Regions from separate parts of the Homo sapiens genome. Here region 1 is linked to region 2. The links are chromatin contacts, found by Hi-C or POLR2A ChIA-PET in ENCODE. All regions are on one chromosome and are shown on one strand. The core of a region is the stretch at or near the end of the contact, and the rest is flanking DNA. Distances in the headings are between cores, read along the strand shown.

Region 1 (5,707 bases), core at 1,178-3,677, 37 kb before region 2:
CCAACTTCCTACCGGTAGGATATATGAGACTATCCTTTTCCTAACATCCTAGTCAATCCTAGGTCTCAGCCAGCTTATAATGTTTTGCCAAGAGAGGTTTCTCACTGTTGTGTTCATTTGCGTGTTCATGGGCTTTTTCTAGAAGTTCCAGGTTGCTGGTGTGGGGGAAGAACTCAGGAATTCGGGTCAGGCAACCTGACTATCTGCTGTGTGACCAACACTAGACCCAGCCCTGTCTCCATCTGCTGTGTGACCAATGCTAAACCCAACCCTGTCTCCATCTGCCTAAGAATCTTGGTCAAGAGCTTCCTTTTGGTCCTCTGTTTCTTCATTTTTGAGGTCAAAGTTTCTTCCTCTCTAGGAGTCTGTTCTTCTTCCTCCGGCCCCTGCTGGGACTCTGGAATCCCTGAGTAAAGCAAGGCGTTCAGAAGCTCCTCCACTGTAATGCACACGTGTTCTCACTGGTGGACAAATCTTTAACTCTCCTGTTGCTCACTGAATAGTGCTCCAGAGATGTTCTGACCAGCATACAGCAGATGACAGGGACAGGAAACCAGATGGAAAGGGATTTATTATAATTTTTCCTTCACAAAACTATACTTTAGAAAAGTGAAACATGCTGAATGCCGAAAATTGGGAAAGTATAGAAAATTATAAAGAATAAAAATAAAATATAATCTCACTCTGCAGAGAGACTCATTGCTACCATTTGTGAGTTTAGTACATATACAGTATTTTATATATATGTTTAGTAGCTCACATTATATCATGAGTATGTCATTTAAAATATTTTTTAAAGTTTTAACTAAGAAAATTTGTTTTAGAGATGGGTTCTCGCTCTGTCACCCAGGCTGGAGTGCAGCAGAACAATCATGGCTGCCTGAAGCCTTGAACTGGGCTCAGGCGATCCTCCAGCCTCAGCCACCCAAGTAGCTGGGACTGCAGGCATGCACCTTCACACCCGGCTAAGTATTTTAATTTTTTAAGAGATGGAGTCTTGTGATGTTGTCCAGACTAGTCTCAAACTCCAGGTGTCAAGTGATCCTCTCACCTTGGCCTCCCAAGTTAATTTTTTTTTTTTTTTAGACGTGATCTCACTCTGTCATCTGGGCTGCAGTGCAGTGACACAATCTTGGCTTACCGCAGTCTTGACCTCCGAGGCTCAAGAAACCCTCCCCCCTCAGCCTCCTGAGTAGCTGGGACCACAGGCGTGTACCACGACTGGCCAATTTTTTGTATTTTTTGTAGAGATAGGGTTTCACCATGTTTCCCAGGCTGGTCTCAAACTCCTGAGCTCAAGCGATCCATCCACCTCAGCATTCCAAAATGCTGGGATTGCGGCATGAGCCACCATGTCCAGCTATTTTATTTTATTATTATTATTTTAAATGACTTTTCAAAAAGGCTGTACCAATTTGGGTTCCCACTAGAAGTCGTGGATTGGTGAATTTTTAAAGGAGCAGTGTGGCCCTCATCAACCTGGACGCACACGCTGGTCTCTAAGGCATGGAACAGTTGTGCTGGGAGGGAGCTCCTCTGAGAGGGTGGTCAGAAGAGCCCCCAGGCATCACCTCCACCATGAAAGCTCACCCCTCTCCCCTAAAGCTTAGATAACCAGCTGCATTTCCTAAGAGTGAGCACCAGGGGGCACCACATACCAAAGGAAAGTGGTCCAGACTGCGAGACCGCGGATTAGACCAAAGAGATAACGTTTTTTTTTTCTTAGACTGGGGCCCTCCAAGGCAGAGAGAAGACCAACTCTCCTGGCTTCCTTGACATTCTCCTTACCTGACGTTCTGCAGCCTCTTGGGAGACTCTCGGATGTACCCATAGGAGGCTGTGGGAGACAGAGGGTCATGTCCAGAAGGGAAATGGCAGTGTATGGCGTCACAGTAAGAGCTGGGGCAACTCCCCCGCTGTGTCTTTGATGTCTTTGCATCACCTTTCCAAGCCTCAGTTTTTCTCATGTGTCAAATGGGAGTGACAATTTCCTGCCTCGCTTTACTCTGTGTGTGTGTGTGTGTGTGTGCGCGCGTGTGTGTGTGTGTAACTTATGCCAAAGTGCTTTGAAAAACCGAGAAGTGGGAGGGGGGAGGGATAGCATTAGGAGATATACCTAATGTTAAATGACGAGTTAATGGGTGCAGCACACCAACATGGCACATGTATACATATGTAACTAACCTGCACGTTGTGCACATGTACCCTAAAACTTGAAGTATAATTAAAAAAAAAAAAAGAAAGAAAAACCGAGAAGGCCTAAGGATGTCTGCTGAGTTGAGACTAAGGTGTAGTGGGTGATATGTTTGGCTGTGTCGCCACCCAAATCTCATCTTGAATTGTAGCTCCCATAATTCCCACGTGTTGTGGGAGGGACCTGGTGGGAGACAGTTGAATCATGGGAGCAGTTTCCCCCATACGGTTCCCATGGTAGTGAATAAGTCTTATAAGATCTGATGATTTTATAAGGGGTTTCCCCTTTTGCTTAGCTCTCATTCATTCCCTCTTGTCTGCTGCTACGTAAGACGTGCCTTTTGCCTTCTGCCATGATTGTGAGGCCTCCCCAGCCACTTGGAACTGTGAGTCTACTAAACCTCTTTTTCTTTGTAAATTACCCAGTCTCTGGTCTTTATTAGCAGCATGAAAACAGACTAATACAGGGGGTAAGGACACGTGGAGCAAGATTGGTTACTACATTAGTCCAGGGAAGACAATGGTGGTGGCAGCTGTGAAGGTGGTGAGACGTGGCTGGATTCTGGATATATTTCAAGGGGAGAACCAGTGAGATGTATTGAAAGATTTGATGTCAGGGGTGAGAGAAAAAGGAGGTCAAGGGTGATACTAAGGCTTTTTGTCTTGAGCCAACAAAGACTAGCGGTGCCTTTTACTTAGTGGGGAAGATGGTGGAGGGATGGTTTGGAGGTGCAAATCAAGAGTTCCATATTTAGACATGCTACATTTGAGATGCCTTTTAGGTCACCGAGTGATTGAGTAAAGACAGAGGTCAGAAAACTGAGCCTTAGGCTGGGCTCGGTGGCTCACGCCTGTAATCCTAACACTTTAGGAGACTGAGGTGGGAGGATCACCCAGGAGTTTGAGACCAGCCTGGGCAACATAGGGAGACCCCATCTCTACAAAAAACAAAACAAGTTAGTGAGGTGTGGAGGCACACATCTGTGGTCCCAGCTACTTGGGAGGTTGAGGTAGGAGGATCACTTGTGCCTGGGAGGTTGAGGCTGCAGTGAGCTGTGATCACACTACTGCAGTCCACCCTGGGCAACAGGGCAAGACCCAGTCTCAAAAAAAAGATTTAGCCTTGATTCCTTTTCTCAGGGTCCTATAAGGATCACAGTATACAATAGATTGGACTAGATCAGAGATGAAAACATAACTCACACGCATGCGGCCACATCCCTTCCAGTGCCGCTGGCAGATATCACAAATTCATCACAGCACTCAGGAATCCTCTCAACCCAGAGCTCTAGGCAGCCTCTACCAACCAAGTGGAGATGATACAAAAACGAAAACTCTCCATCATCCTGAACTGGTTGAGATACCCAAGAATGCGGTTAAAACCATGGGCTTGGGCCGGGCGCCGTGGCTCACGCCTGTAATCCCAGCATTTTGGGAGGCTGAGGCAGGCAGATCACAAGGTCAGAAGATTAAGACCATCCTGGCTAACATGGTGAAACCCTGTCTCTACTAAAAATACAAAAAATTAGCCGGGCGTGGTGGCGGGTGCCTGTAGTCCCAGCTACTTGGGAGGCTGAGGCAGGAGAATGGCGTGAACCCTGGAGGTGGAGCTTGCAGTGAGCCGAGATCGCGCCACTGCACTCCAGCCTGGGCGACAGAGTGAGACTCCGTCTCAAAAAACAACAACAACAACAAAAAACCATGGGCTTTTGGGCTAGAGAGGCCTGGGCTGCACAGCTAATCTTGCTACCAGCTAACTTGAAACCTCAGAAAAAAACTGTTTCTCAGTTTCTTCATCTGAAAAATTGGATTAGTAATAGTTCCTATTTCATAGGGCTGTTGTGAACATTGAGATCATCCAATAAAATTATTTAGCACAGTGCCTGGGACACAGTCAACCATCAATAAAAGTGGCAGCAGCAGCAGTAATAGTTGTTGGATGGTGTTACTCCAGCTTGAACATTCCAGATACATCCGTCTTACATTCTGTTTCTGACATTGGACAAATAGTGTAATGTTGGGGCTGTCCAGCAGGAGGCACTGCTGACATGTACTTCTCTATTGCCCACAGAGGTCCAGGAAGTGGGAGGCAGTTTTCCCTGGAGCAGTGTTCTCTGATGATTGCCCTGGCAGAGGCCTAGACTTTTCTTCCTGGTACAATAAACCAAGCTCTTGGCTCCTCCCAGACAGCAGTGTCTCAGCTTTCTTCCTGGGACTGGTCCTCTCTTCTCAGATCCAGTTCCTGGCCTCCTCCTGCTTATAGCCTCCAGCCAAGCTGCTGAATCTGGCAACCCAGGCCCTGGCCAACCTTTCCTTCTTGTCCAGGCCCCTAGCGGCCGCCAACTTCCCCAAAGCCAGCAGGCACGTGCAGGACATGCCAGCTTGGAATAGGTTTCCTGCGCCCTCTCTCTTCCCCCTCAACTCTGTAAAATCCCTTTTTTTGATTCCTCCTCTTCAGAGATGGAGCCGGGCAGGACTAACCCTGCTGTGCAGATGGAATAAAAGGCAGGGACCTGTTCCACGATGCTCCCAAGCTCAGATCACAGCGAGCTAAAGGGAACCTGGGAGGTGGGTCTCCTAAGCCTCAGGCACAGGTGAGTCACTCGCCACTCAGACCACACTCATCTTTCAGACTCAGGTGTTCACTGGGGGCTCAGTGGGCATCTTCTGTCTTTCGGCCCTGTGCTGGGCACAGGGCTTGACTAAGATGGAGGGAGACCGTGCTGAGCCTCGGGAGGCTGAGACACGGGCTGGGCCTCGAGACGGGGAGATGGGGGCTGAGCCTCAGGAGGCTGAGATGGGGCTCGGCTGGGGGATGGCTGCTGTGGATCATAACAGATAGACAGTTCTACCTACCCTGTGATAGGGGATGGGCAGCCAGGGTGCTGTCAGAGGACAGATTTCTGGATGCTTGTGGAGACCCATGAAACCACAGGCTCCCTAAAGCACGTGTCTTTTTAAAAGGGTCCATCTTGGATCCATCTTTCCCCACACTCACCGTTGAACATGATTCTCCAGCCCTCTATAGCCTCAATATCCCTCTCTTGGCCAAATAGAATCTCTTTCCTGATTCCCCCATCCCCCGCCAGGGCATACATCCCCACCTCCCACACACCCCTGCTGCCCACACATCCCTGCTGCCCACACACCCCTGCTGCCCACACACCCCTGCTGCCCACACACCCCTGCTGCTTAGCATCAGGTGAACTTCTGGGAAGGCCCTGGAAAGGGCCCAGCAGGTGGGGGAGCAGCCTCTGAACCACCTCCCTTTCTTCCCCGTGCCCTCCTGCCTCAGCCACCATCTCCTTCCATGTACCCCTCCCTTCATTCTTCCTCTTGGCGTGGCATCCACAGCCTACAGAATATCTGTCCCTAGCCCTTATCACTGTCCACTCCCAGCCTGGGTTTTGCATAAGGAAGATGCCAGGACTTATTGCTTGATAAACTCCAGCGTGCCTTTGCCTCCCTCCCTCCCTCCTTCCCTCCCTCCTGCCTACGAAATCTGCAATCTTTG
Region 2 (6,287 bases), core at 1,810-4,309:
ATGCTGGCATCTGCTCAGCTTCTGAGGAGGCCTCAGGAAACTTACAGTCATGATGGCAAGTGGAGGGGGAGCACACACATCACATGGCCAGAGCAGGAAAAAGAGAGCAAGGGGGGAGGAGCTACACGCTTTTAAACAACCAGATCTCGTGATAACTCACTATTGTGAGAACGGGACCGGGTGTGTGGGGGATGGTGCTAAGCCATTCATGAGAAATCACCCCCATGATTGATCACCTCCCACCAGGCCCCACCTCCAACACTGGGAATTACAATTTGCATGCAATTTGGGACCAGATCCAAACCATGTCACTCAGTTCCTTAACTATTAAGACAAAACACCAAAATGTGAAGTGTAGTTATTTCTTGGGTGGAATCATTGGAGATTCTTTCTCACCCCCTTGTGTTTTCGTATGTTTGCCACCCTATGTGCTGATTTTGTTTTGTTATTTGAAAAAGCAAAAGAAATGTTATTTAAAAGGACAAAAAGAATCCCCTCTGTGGGAGGCTGACTCACACCTCCCACAGTTATACAGTGAGGAGTGCTCTCCTCTGCAGGAACACGCCAGTGAAAAACGTCGGAGCTGCCAGTCCTTTGTCCTCATCTGCAAACCCATGATGCCTTGTGTGTGGTTTAAGGCAGAGGTTTCTAAAATTCTTAGTCTCTGGACCACTTTACACTCTTAAAAGTCACTGAGTGACCAGGCACAGTGGCTCACACCTGCAATCCCAGCAATTTGGGAGGCTGAGGCGGGAGAATCACTTGAGCCCAGGAGTCTGAGATCAGTCTGGGCAATATAGTGAGACCTCATCTCTATAAAAAATTAAAAAATTAGCCGGGCATGGTGGCAAGTAGCTGGGACTCCAGCTACTCAGGAGGCTGAGGTGGGAGGATTGCTTGAGTCCAGGAAGTTGAGGCTGCTGTGAACTGTGATCAGGCCACTGCACTCCAGCCTGGGTAACAGAGTGAGACCCTATCTCAAAAAAAAAAAAAAAAAAAGAAGATAAAAGTCATTGAAAGTTTTGTTATATTTATTGCTAATTGTCATACTAGAAATTGAAACTGGGAAATTTTAATTAATTAATTAGTTCATTTATTGAAAGTAGTAATTCATTTATTTAAAGTAGTAGTTCTCAACCAGGGATAGTTTTATCTCCCAGGGGACACTTGACGAGGCTGGAAGCCATTTTTGTTTGTTACAGCTGGAGATGGGGCATGCTACCGGCGTCTAGTGTGTAGTGAGGCCAGAGATGCTGCTCAGCATCCGAGATGCATCCTACCATACACAGATGCACCCCCCAATAAACAGAATTATCTGGCCCAAATGTCAATAGTGCCAAGGTTGAGAAACTGATTTAAAGCGAGGATAATAAATTCATCACATGTTAACACAAAACATAGTTTTATAAGAAATGACACAATTTTCCAAATTAAAACCAATTAAAGGAGTGGCATCGTTTTGTATTTTTGCAGGTCTCTTTAATGATTGGCTTCACAGGAGACAGCTGGATTCTTTTTTTTTCTTTTTTCTTTTTTTCTTTTTTTTTAACCAGAGTCTCACTCTGTCACCCAGGCTGGAGTGCAGTGGCACAATCTCGGCTCACTGCAACCTCTGCCTCCCGGGTTCAAGCCATTCTCATGCCTCAGCTTCCTGCATTGCTGGGATTATAGGCATGTGCCACGATCTCTGGCTAATTTTTTTCTATTTTTAGTAGAGATGGGGTTTCGCCATGTTGGCCAGGCTGGTATCGAGCTCCTGGCTTCCAGTGATCTGCCTGCCTCAGCCTCCCAAAGTGCTGGGATTACAGGTGTGAGCCACCACGCAGGATTATTGTATCTACTTCTGCATTCAATCTGTTGCAATGTCACATGTCACAGAGCTCCCGGAAAACTCCATTAAATATTTGTGAGTGAATGAGAGTGATAAAGACATCATCTCAGGATGATTATAATGGTTTTGATCTTGTGGCCCCCCTCCAAGGGTCTTTGGTAAAAGGTGAAAGATTCAAAGGCACTTCGGGATGCCCAAGGGTCCACAGACCACCTTTTGAGAACTGCAGCTGTAGGAAGATCTTCCCAGATGATTTCCAGAAACAATTAGTGTGTTTTGGATGTGAACACATCTGGCTCTGCCATCCTGGGAGGGCAGTCGGGAGAGGGACTGGGGAAAAACCCACTGAGCCAGCCCCGCAGACCCCACTCCTCCCTTCTCCTCAATGCTGTCAGCTGCTAGACAGTCAGTCATGGTAATTTCTAATGACAGATCTCACGTTTCACCTTGGGGGCAGAAAACAAGAGGCTGGACGAGTGGGAAGAAAAGAAAAGAGGAGAAAAAGTCAGGGGAGGTGGGCTTCCCTGGCTGCTTCTGAGAGGGAGGAAGGGGTGCTCGCTGCTGGCCCGGGGTCCCTGTGGGGTGTGGGTGTGTGTGGAGGGCCCACGCCTCGCCTTGCCCATGAGCCCAGCCCTGGGAACAGCAATCGAGGTGGCCCGCCTGTCTCTGAGTCACCCACCTGAGTTTCACAGGATGTGATAGGCTAATTTTGACAAGGAGAGGGGGAGCCCCAGCCTTTGAGGCCCAGGAAGGGTGAGCCAGGCTGAGGCCAGTGTCTCAACCCTTGTCTCTGAAAGGAGCAGTGGATCCAGGTCAGGAAGCCCACCAGCTTTCCCCCGACCCTACACTGCCACCGAGGCGGGCCCTTCACATTCCTAGGGTGGAGGGGATGGAGGCTTCCAGCCGCCACACTTCTAGGAGCTGGGGAGACAGCAGCACAGAGGGCATTTATGGAATACTTGCATTTATGGAACGCATGCAGGCTCTGAGCTCATTCTTTGTTGTGACTGCTGCCTTTAACCCTCACAATAACTGGTGCTTTGGGAACTGTTATTATTTCCACTTTACCCATGAGGACGACACGGCCCAGGGAGGAAAGAACTCGTCCAAGTTCCATGCCAGGGAGATGCGGAGCTGGGATTTGATCAAGGTTTGTTTGGCTCTGAAGCCCAGATTCTTAACCTCTGCCCTACAAGTTGTGCCAAATTACTCATGTACTCATGTGCTCAGGCACTTACTCACATACCTGATTATGGAGGGCCCACTCTGAGCCCTGTGCTAGATGCCAGAGATACAGACAATAAAACACACTCCCTGTCCTCCTCAAAGCTCTCGGTCTACCAGGTGGGAGGCACGGGGAGTGTAGCATTGAGCAAGCGGACACGCTATTGGAATCGATTGTGCCAAGTGCTGTGATGGGGTAAGCAGAGTGTGAGGAAGCCAGAAGAGGCTCTGGTTGTAGGATGGGGAGAGGGAAGCTAGGGTGGCTTCCTGGAGGAGGTGATGTATAAACTACTGACAAGTAGGGACCCCCAAGCCAGGGGGAAGAGGAGCATCTTGGGGTCACATACCACATGCCCTTGCTCCCACTTTTGACTTGTTGCTGGGACACTACTTCCTAGCCCAGGAGGAGTTCCAGGATTTCTGTTGCAAGCCCCCAGCCCCTATTTACCTTCTGTTTCTGGGGCGAGAACCAGATGGGACCCTCGCCAGGAGAATACCAGCAGCCCCTTCCCCTGTAGGAAAGGTGGGGACAGCAGTGTTGGATGGGGTCTCAGGGTGGCTGCCAGGCCCCAGGGGCAGGAAGCCAAGTCATCTTTTTGAGTAGATATTTGCACATGAAGCACTCTTGCCGGGCACTAACCTAGGTGCTGCACATAAAGTATGTCATTGGAATTTTACTATCCTGGGAGGATGAATTTCTTAAAATATGAAAGCCCTTTCACTAAAGACCTTATATCATTTCAACCTCACGTACTTCGAGACTAATATCGACAAAGGTGGTTCGTGTGTTTGTTCACCTGCCAAAGTGGTGCAACCCTATAGCTATGGTGTGAAGAGATTACAATTTTCTTGGTCTGCCTGCTATGAAATTATGCAGGTTTCGATAAATCATTCATTTACTGAGGGAGAGTGTTCATGATTTCACATTTTATGGGATGCTTTACTGATATGTCTTCATATCACACAACCTCCTTCTTGGTACTATCACTACCCCATTTTGCAGATGAGGAAACCGAGGCTCAGAGAGGTTAAGGAACTAGCCTGAAGTCACACAGCTGGTATTGGAACTCCAATACTTCAGGAGAATTGGAATTAGAACTCAGGCAGCCTGACGTCAGAGCCCAGCCTCCCAATTTCTACCCTGCTCCTCTTGTGCTAGAAAAATCCCTGAATCTAGAAAAATCCCTGAATCTGAGAAAGCCTCTTTCCTTCAGCCTGTCTGAGCCTCAGCTACTCCAACTCTTAGATTGCCCTTTCAACCTTTGAACTCTCCCATGAGAATGCAGCGGTGGGAGAGAGAGTGAGATGTCTGGAGTTTGTGCTTAAGGGTTTCTCATGTGACTCAGGGGCTGAGCCCCAAAAGAAACTCATCCCCAGCATGGCTGGGTGAGCCTTCTTTGTCCCCGCTTTCTCCAAACAAGGCTACGAATGTGGAGTGAGAGGCGTTGCAGGAAAGGGTGCCAGTTGTGGGGTGGCGGGGGGCTAGAAAAAAGAGATCTTAAATGATCAACAGGAGGGAACTGATAATTTCTTTTTTTTTTTGAGTTGGAGTTTCGTTCTTGTTACCCAGGCTAGAGTGCAATGGCGCCATCTCGGCTCACTGTAATCTCCGCCTCCTGGGTTCAAGCAATTCTCTTGTCTCAGCCTCCCAAGTAGCTGGGATTCCAGACACCCACCACCACGCCCAGCTAATCTTTTGTATTTTTAGTAGAGACGGGTTTTCACCATGTTGGCCAGGCTGGTCTCCAACGCCTGACCTCAAGTGATCCGCCCACCTTGGCCTCCCAAAGTGCTGGGATTACAGGCATGAGCCACCACACCCAGCTGAGGGGAGTGATTTCGTATTGCTTCAGAATAATTTCTCCCCTATTCCAAAAGCAATAAAGAAAATGTAGGAACTCCTAGTAAACCCAAAGAAGAAAGTTTAAAAACCTACAACCCCATCACTCATGCATAAACATGGTGAGTATCTTGGGTGTGATTTCTTTTAGGCTTTTGTCTATGCATCGTTCAATATACATGTTTATATTTATACTAATAAATGTATTCATAGAATTTTATTATTGCCAAGATAATACGTGTTCACTGTAGTATATTTAGAAAGTAGAAATGGACTGGACACGGTGGCTCACTCCTGTAATGCCAGCACTTTGGGAGGCTGAAGTGGATGGATCCCAAGGTCAAGAGATTGAGACCATCCTGGCCAACATGGTGAAACCCCGTCTCTACTAAAAATACAAAAATCAGCTGGGCATGGTGGTGGATGCGTTGGGAGGCTGAGGCAGGAGAATTACTTGAACGCGGGAGGCGGAGGTTGTAGTGAGCTGAGATCGTGTCACTGCACTCCAGCCTGGTGACAGAGCACGACTCTGTCTCAAAAAAAAGAAAAAAGTAGAAATGAACAAAAACAGAAAATAAAAAATTATAATTGCAGATATTCTGGCTTTATAGGATTTTCTCATTTTTACAGTGAATTTTAGTATAATGAATATAGTATAATGAATAAAAATCATCGTGTTTGTCCTGGCTGTTAAAGTTTTCAGTTTGTAGGCTGACTTACTGAAATCATATCTGCAAATGACAGAATTTAAAGATAAAGCAAAGTTCTGGACTTTAGCCTCTTTTAGGTCACAGACCCTCTGAGAATCGGACAAGAGCCGAAGACGCACAAAAGATGCACAGAGAAACATCTTCCTAAGATGTCAGGAGGCCACAGATTCTCTCTAGCCTCTGCATAGGAGTCATGACCACAGTTTAACACTCTCCATGCTTCATGAATTATCAGATGAAGAGGGGCCTTGGATTCCCCTGGACTGAAGAGGAGGGTCACATCCAAAGCCCAGACCTTCCTTTTTTTAATCTGAATATTTTTGTGTGGGTCATTTCAGCTTAGTTAGCAGTTTCGAAAGGGATCTGTACGGGTTTAGTATTTAATTTCTTGAAAAAGTAAACTATTTTTACTTTGTTTTGTTTTAAAATGTTTAAGTTTTTAAATTTATGTAATTCCAAACTTACAGAAAAGTAACATGAACAATACAAGGAACACCTATATTCCCTGTTTTGTTAATTACAAAATAATATTAACAATGATGATGATGATTAAAATATATGCCCATTGTAACATATCAAATGATGCTGAAGTGTGTGAAGAAAAAGTTAATAGTCTCCCATAATAAAATACAGAAGTATAAGCAATACACTTTGGTAAATCTTCCAACACACTGCCATATAC

Evidence for each region. A loop is a pair of places that touch in the nucleus more often than their neighbours do. ChIA-PET counts read pairs that join two places held with the same protein, here RNA polymerase II (POLR2A). Pooled maps may share reads with other maps.
Region 1: a loop to region 2 is called in a map of mammary epithelial cell, with 3 times the contacts of the local background. The contact joins the promoter of LINC02800 here to the enhancer-like site in region 2. A Hi-C loop is called at or near these places in 1 of 168 maps with a recorded cell type or tissue (mammary epithelial cell), 19 of 37 single-sample maps with no recorded cell type and 6 of 50 pooled maps. POLR2A ChIA-PET finds 5 or more read pairs at or near these places in 6 of 52 experiments (HEK293T, MCF 10A, OCI-LY7 and 3 more).

The regions. Positions count from the first base shown.
Region 1 is chr1:24,197,813-24,203,519 of GRCh38, forward strand. It overlaps LINC02800 (long intergenic non-protein coding RNA 2800), which reads left to right and starts at 2,428. Exons shown (of 3, transcript NR_027087.2): 1 at 2,428-2,579; 2 at 4,652-4,787. RefSeq lists an enhancer at 1,750-1,859.
Region 2 is chr1:24,233,857-24,240,143 of GRCh38, forward strand. No RefSeq gene overlaps it. Among named protein-coding and RNA genes, the nearest start is that of LINC02800, 37 kb to the left of the region's middle. Within about 2 kb of position 3,060, at least 8 of the 41 ENCODE cell types and tissues checked have a DNase peak (open chromatin) inside an H3K27ac peak, as active enhancers do; they include Panc1 and mammary epithelial cell, where a contact is called at or near this core.